Regions from separate parts of the Homo sapiens genome. Here region 1 is linked to region 2. A link is a loop called in an ENCODE intact Hi-C map of the cell type or tissue named here. Cell type or tissue: heart right ventricle. All regions are shown on one strand. Links, peaks and the distances in the headings refer to the core of each region. The heading gives the core; the rest is flanking DNA. Region 1 holds the start of DRD3 (dopamine receptor D3). Region 2 overlaps GRAMD1C (GRAM domain containing 1C).

Region 1 (2,821 bases), core at 77-2,576, 330 kb after region 2:
TCTCCAAACCTTCAGCTCTGAATTGCCAGGGTGCTGAATTGAGGAGTTTAAAATAACAGACCCTTACAATTAAGTAAAATCCTTAAGAGGAATACAATCAACTTCCATACAAATCCTAGAAATAATAACAGCTTTTTGTTTTCTATCTTTTAATTCTTCCTTGATATAGCTTCTAGAGCCCACAAGGATACAATTTTGGGGGAAAAAATAAAAGAAAAAGGAATATAAAAGGTTTCTGCTGTCCAACCACTTAGAAGAAAAAGAAAACCATTTCCTCAGGGCTTTGGTTTTTAAATAAGAGTGGATATTGAGTTTTAATGCATATTTTTAGAGATCCACAGAACCCCAAGCTGATTAAATAACCTTGAGGAAAATACTATGTCCTAAATTAGAAACGAAAAGAAAAATTACTTACCCTAAAATTTTCTTCTGATTTCTGGAGACCGAGGAGTTTACCACTTCGGCTCCTGCAGCCATTTACTGACAGCAGACATACCCAAGCAAAGCAAACTTTGCCTTTCTCAGGACTCAGAAACTATGAAATGAACAGAAAGAAATCACCCATTTTTGCCTCTAAGGTGAAATTACTTGAGTGCTGCTTTTCCAGCTTCCCTATTAGACCTTAGTGCATGTTTCATAGCTGCTTTCGAATGTATCCGTTTTCTTTAGAGGATTTGGGAGGGACCCTAAACTGAGCGTTGCTTGGGTCAGCCGCTCAGAGGTTCTGTCCTTGGTGCTGAAAGAGGGATGGAGTAGGCATAGGCAGTATCCGTTTTCTACCTCGCTCTCTTTTCCTCTTTGTCTCTCTATCTGCTCGGATACTGTGCTTTTTAGTACATGTATATTTTCTCCTCAGTGCTCTTTTTAATCTTAGTTTTTCCACTGTTTTTACCTTTATGCTTTAATTTCTCTTGAATAACTCTCACCTTCCTCAGTTTAATTGCCTTTCCAGATTTTGGTGGGTGTAAAGATGATTAGTTCAGAAGGAACAGATCATCAAATTGATACCACAATTGGTTAATGGAAATCAGTACAATTTAAAACACAATTGACAGGATAATTGAACTTGGAGGTGTAAGCCTGTCTGGGAAAAGAAGGTTAAAGGAAACATATTACAAAGGTAGCAAAACTGAGGCATGGCGTATAACTGGCAATAAGGATGAAATAAGCTTAATACTGTAAGAAATGTTAAATGTTTACTTAGCAGCACTTCTTGTTTTCAGAGGACTTCATAAATATTTGCCAATTCATTCTTACTGCTTCTCTGTGATATATACATAGATACCTTTTTTAAAACTGGTTTGGAACAAGCTAAAGTGAGATGCAACCAAGGACAATATCAGTGAAAGTCAGCAGTAGAACATAAACAATCCTAACTTATGGTCACCTGTTCATCTTACATTTTACTGTGGCATCCTAACCATTTCCTGTTCTCTCTCTCTTTTTTTTCTCCTCTGTTTGGTCAGTGTGGTAATTCTTCGGCTGTTTTCTCTGCCAACAGTGGATGTGCTTGGCAACTGCGGTGCAGTTATAGGGAAGCTAGCTCTTGTTTGACTATGATGGAGACCTCTGCTGGCTGAGAAAGAAGGCAGCAGCATCAACAAGGTCTAAATACTGCTATTGATAACAACCATCATTTATTGAGCATGTACTTTTAGCCAGTCATTTTAATGCATTGCTCCTTTTAATCCTTTCAACAACCCTACAAGGCAGGTACTATTTTTTACCATCCTTAATTTATGGATAGGAAAATTAAAGCTTATGGAGGTTAGTATAATGTCTGAAAGTCACACAGCTAACAAGTGGCTGACCCAAGATTTGGATCTAAACAACCTAATTCTCTTAACCACTATGGTATAGTCTTCCAAAAGAAGAAAATTTAAACTTCCCAAAAGACTGATAATATGTCAGAGAGAATAATAATTATGACAGTAATAATAATATTAATAATACATTTGTATATAATTATATTTAGAAATCATTTAGATGATTTAGAAATCATTCTGTAAATTATATTACATCAGTCTTCATGATGCCATCTTTATAGAGGCTGTTATGGACTAAATTGTGTCATTCCAAAATTCAAGTGTTGAAGCCCTAACCTTAGAACATGACTGTATTTGGATGTAAGATCTTTGAAGTGTGAGTTAAGTTAAAATGGGGCCTGGAGGGTACGCCCTAATCCAATATGACTGGTTTCCTATAAGAAAAAGAAGAGGCACCAGAAATGTGCACACAGAGGAAAGGACACAGGAAGATGGCATCTGTCTGCAAGCCAAGGAGAGGGGTCTTGCAGGAGAAACCAAACCTGCCACCCTGTTGATTTTGGATTTCTACCCTTCAAAACTGTGCAAAAATAAATTTCTCTTGTTTAATTCACCTAGCCTGTGGAATTTTGTTATGGCATCCCTAGCAAACTAATACAGAGGGTTAGAGAGGTTAGGTTCCATATCCAAGGTTGCCCATAACTTATTGGGCATAAATGTATTAGTTATATGACATAACTATATTGAACATGCCCTAAGACTAGAACTCCTGGGTTGAATGTGAACTCCAAGGCTTTTCTTCCCTTGGATAAGGGGACCAAGAGAATATGCACTGCTAAAACTTGGCTTGTCTGACATATAAAAGCAGGGAGTAATGTCAGGCTGTTATGTGAGCAGAATGAAGCAAAGGCCTTCTAAGGAGTTAAGAACCTCATATCACTCATTTTCAGCAACATGGTTTTCACGTTTCAGTATCCTATGTTTATTTTCTTTAACATTTGAAGACATTGTGCCTAATGATAATGCTATCTTGATAATGCGTGAATGTAGTAGGA
Region 2 (2,821 bases), core at 85-2,584:
TGCCTCAGCTTCCGAGTAGCTGGGACTACAGGCCACCATGCCTGGCTAATTTTTTGTATTTTTAGCAGAGACAGGGTTTCATTATATCGGCCAGGCTGGTCTTGAACTCCTGGCCTCAAGTGATCCCAAAGTGTTGGGATTACAGGCGTGAGCCACCTCGCACAGCTGGCACATCTTATTTGTTTGTTTAAACTCCATTGTTTGTATAAATCAGAGCTTATTTACTAATTTCTCTATTGATGGACGGTGAGGTTATTTCCACTTTCATAGTATTAACAAACATTCTTGACTCTATGTGTATATTAAATTGCTGCATTGCAGTATATGTCTATCTTCTTTCCTACTGGGCATTGCAAATTGTTCTCCAAAATAGTTGTACAAACGGACACTCCCATTAAATTGTATTTTTATTATTTATTGTTCCTCTAGCAGACTGTGCACTTCTGGAGATGGAGGACTTTGTTTTATTCATCTTTGCATCCCTAGTGCCAACCAAACTACCTAGCAAATAATAGTAGTTGGAAAATCTTTGTTGCATGTATAAATGTATGAACTTGGCTGGGTGAGGTGGCTCATGCCTATAATCCCAGCATTTCTGGAGGCTGAGGTAGGAGGATTGCTTTGGCCCAGGAGTTGAAGGCTGCAGTGAGCTATGATGGGGCCATTACACTCCAGTCTGGGTGAAAGAGTGAGACCCTGTCTCTAAAGAAAATAAAATAAGAATTTAAAAAAAATAAAAATAAATATATAACTAGATGAACTATTGAAGCAAAAACGTATTTATTACTGTCTTCTAAACATTTAAATATTGCCCTTTTAAAATTAATGTATATGTTGTGAACATTAACTTTTTTCTTTTTAAAATGGCCATTTCTCAATAAATAATTGACTTAGTTTGATATTTGTTTCCAGGTGATGAATGAAGGGGATTCAAGCCTTGCCACCGACTTACAGGAAGATGTAGAGGAAAATCCTAGTCCAACTGTGGAAGAGAATAATGTGGTAGTTAAAAAACAGGGGCCAAATTTACATAATTGGAGTGGTGACTGGAGCTTTTGGGTAATTTCTTTTTTTACGTCTTTATTTTAATCTTGAATACAAATTTTCTTTAAATCTGCAAGGAGTCATATAGTATTTGTAAAATTTCCTTCTTAGCTTCTAGATTTTAGATGTTTCAATTTTAGTCCAGAGTCCCAAAGACATTTCTGATTATTCTCTCCTTTGACCACTAGAATGCACTGTTGTCTGGTTCGATGAAATGGAATTAATCTGCTTCAGTTTCCTTGTGTGAAAACTACACCACAGAAGTGGATTCCACTTACACTGTAGCTCACTGTATTGTCAAGAGACTAATGTTATATAGAAACCATATTTCTGAATGTTACTGAGAAGCCAGCTATTTTATATAATTTTGATTTAAAAAATTCATTCCTGTACGTAAAGGAAGTTTAGCAGTGTTCAACCTATAGTGTATAATGACTATAAGATGGTTTTAAAGTTAGAAGCTACATATTCTGTTTCCATTGTGTTCATTCGGTTGTGTAATCTGGATGTGCTTCAGGTTTCCCCACTGGAAAATGAGACTACTGCTTGTTGATTAGGCACATTAAGATCTTAGAGTCTTTTTGGAAGAAAAACACTTCTGTATGTTACAAATGCTAACATTTATTATATTAAAGGACTCATTCTAAATCTAGCAATTCCTGTGAGAGTTATGAACCATTTGATAGAATCTGGTGTGATACAACTATAAGTGAAAATTATGTAGGATGGTAAGGCATGTATAGTTCCAATTAGTTCATTAGAAAGCTGATCTCTTGGCTGGGCACGATAGCTCACGCCTGTAATCCCAGCGTTTTGGGAGGCTGAGGTGGGCAGATTGCTTGAGCCCAGGAGTTTGAGACCAGCCTGGGTAACATGGCAAAACCCAGTCTCTACAAACAAACAAACAAACAAAAATTAGCCAGGCGTGGTGGCACATGCCTACAGGCTACATCCCAGCTACTCAGGAGGCTGAGGTGGGAGGATCACCTGAGCCTGGGAAGTTGAGGCTGCATTGAGCCATGATCGTGCCACTGCCCTCCAGCCTGGGTAACAGAGAGAGACCCTGTCTCAAAAAAATAAAAATAAAAATAAAAATAAATCTCATCTTTTGAGGATTAGGTATCCTTGGTAGCAGATTTTCTTGTAATTTTAGAGTAGGCTAAAAAAAGATTCATTAACAGGTTATAAAGATTAGTACAAGTACCATCATTCTGTTCATAATTAGCAGTTCAGTTCATTGGAATCTTAACAGTTATTGAATCTTAACGTGACTAAAACGTTTGATTTCCTATTAAGAAACGTGACATTATAAGTTTTTTTGAAATATTTTCTAAGGAAAATATTTAATTGCTAAGAAATATACAAAAATAACAATACATCCTAAAAATAATGTCATGTCTATTGACTATATTATTTTTGGTCATATTTAGAAAAGGTTTATGACAATATTGTAGTATTATGACCTTTCTGCACTAATTTTTTTTTTTTTGAGGCAGAGTTTCGCTCTTGTCACCCAGGCCAGAGTACAATGGTATGATCTCCAGTCATTGCAACCTCTGCCTCCTGGGTTCAAGTGCTTCTCCAGCCTCAGCCTCCCAAGTAGCTGGGATTACAAGCACCTGTCACCACACCCAGCTAATTTTGTATTTTTAGTAGAGACGGGGTTTCATCATGTTGGCCAGGCTGGTCTTGAACTCCCGACCTCAGGTGATCCGCCCGCCTCGGCCTCCCAAAGTGCTGGGATTACAGGCATGAGCCACTGTGCCCGTCCTCTGCA

The links. Peaks named below come from ENCODE experiments on the same cell type or tissue, not always from the same donor. Only the 100,000 strongest peaks of a DNase experiment are listed, where the experiment ranks them.
Region 1: a loop joins it to region 2, with 3 times the contacts of the local background. A loop is called at or near these places in 2 of 110 quality-filtered maps.

The regions. Positions count from the first base shown.
Region 1 is chr3:114,178,242-114,181,062 of GRCh38, forward strand. It overlaps DRD3 (dopamine receptor D3), which reads right to left and starts at 811. Exons shown (of 7, transcript NM_000796.6): 1 at 416-811. In heart right ventricle, for the core only: a CTCF peak has its summit at 1,611 (motif pointing left); no DNase peak of the experiment used is centred there.
Region 2 is chr3:113,843,591-113,846,411 of GRCh38, forward strand. It overlaps GRAMD1C (GRAM domain containing 1C), which reads left to right. Exons shown (of 18, transcript NM_017577.5): 2 at 913-1,059. Among named protein-coding and RNA genes, the nearest start is that of GRAMD1C, 6.2 kb to the left of the region's middle. In heart right ventricle, for the core only: a CTCF peak has its summit at 1,220; no DNase peak of the experiment used is centred there.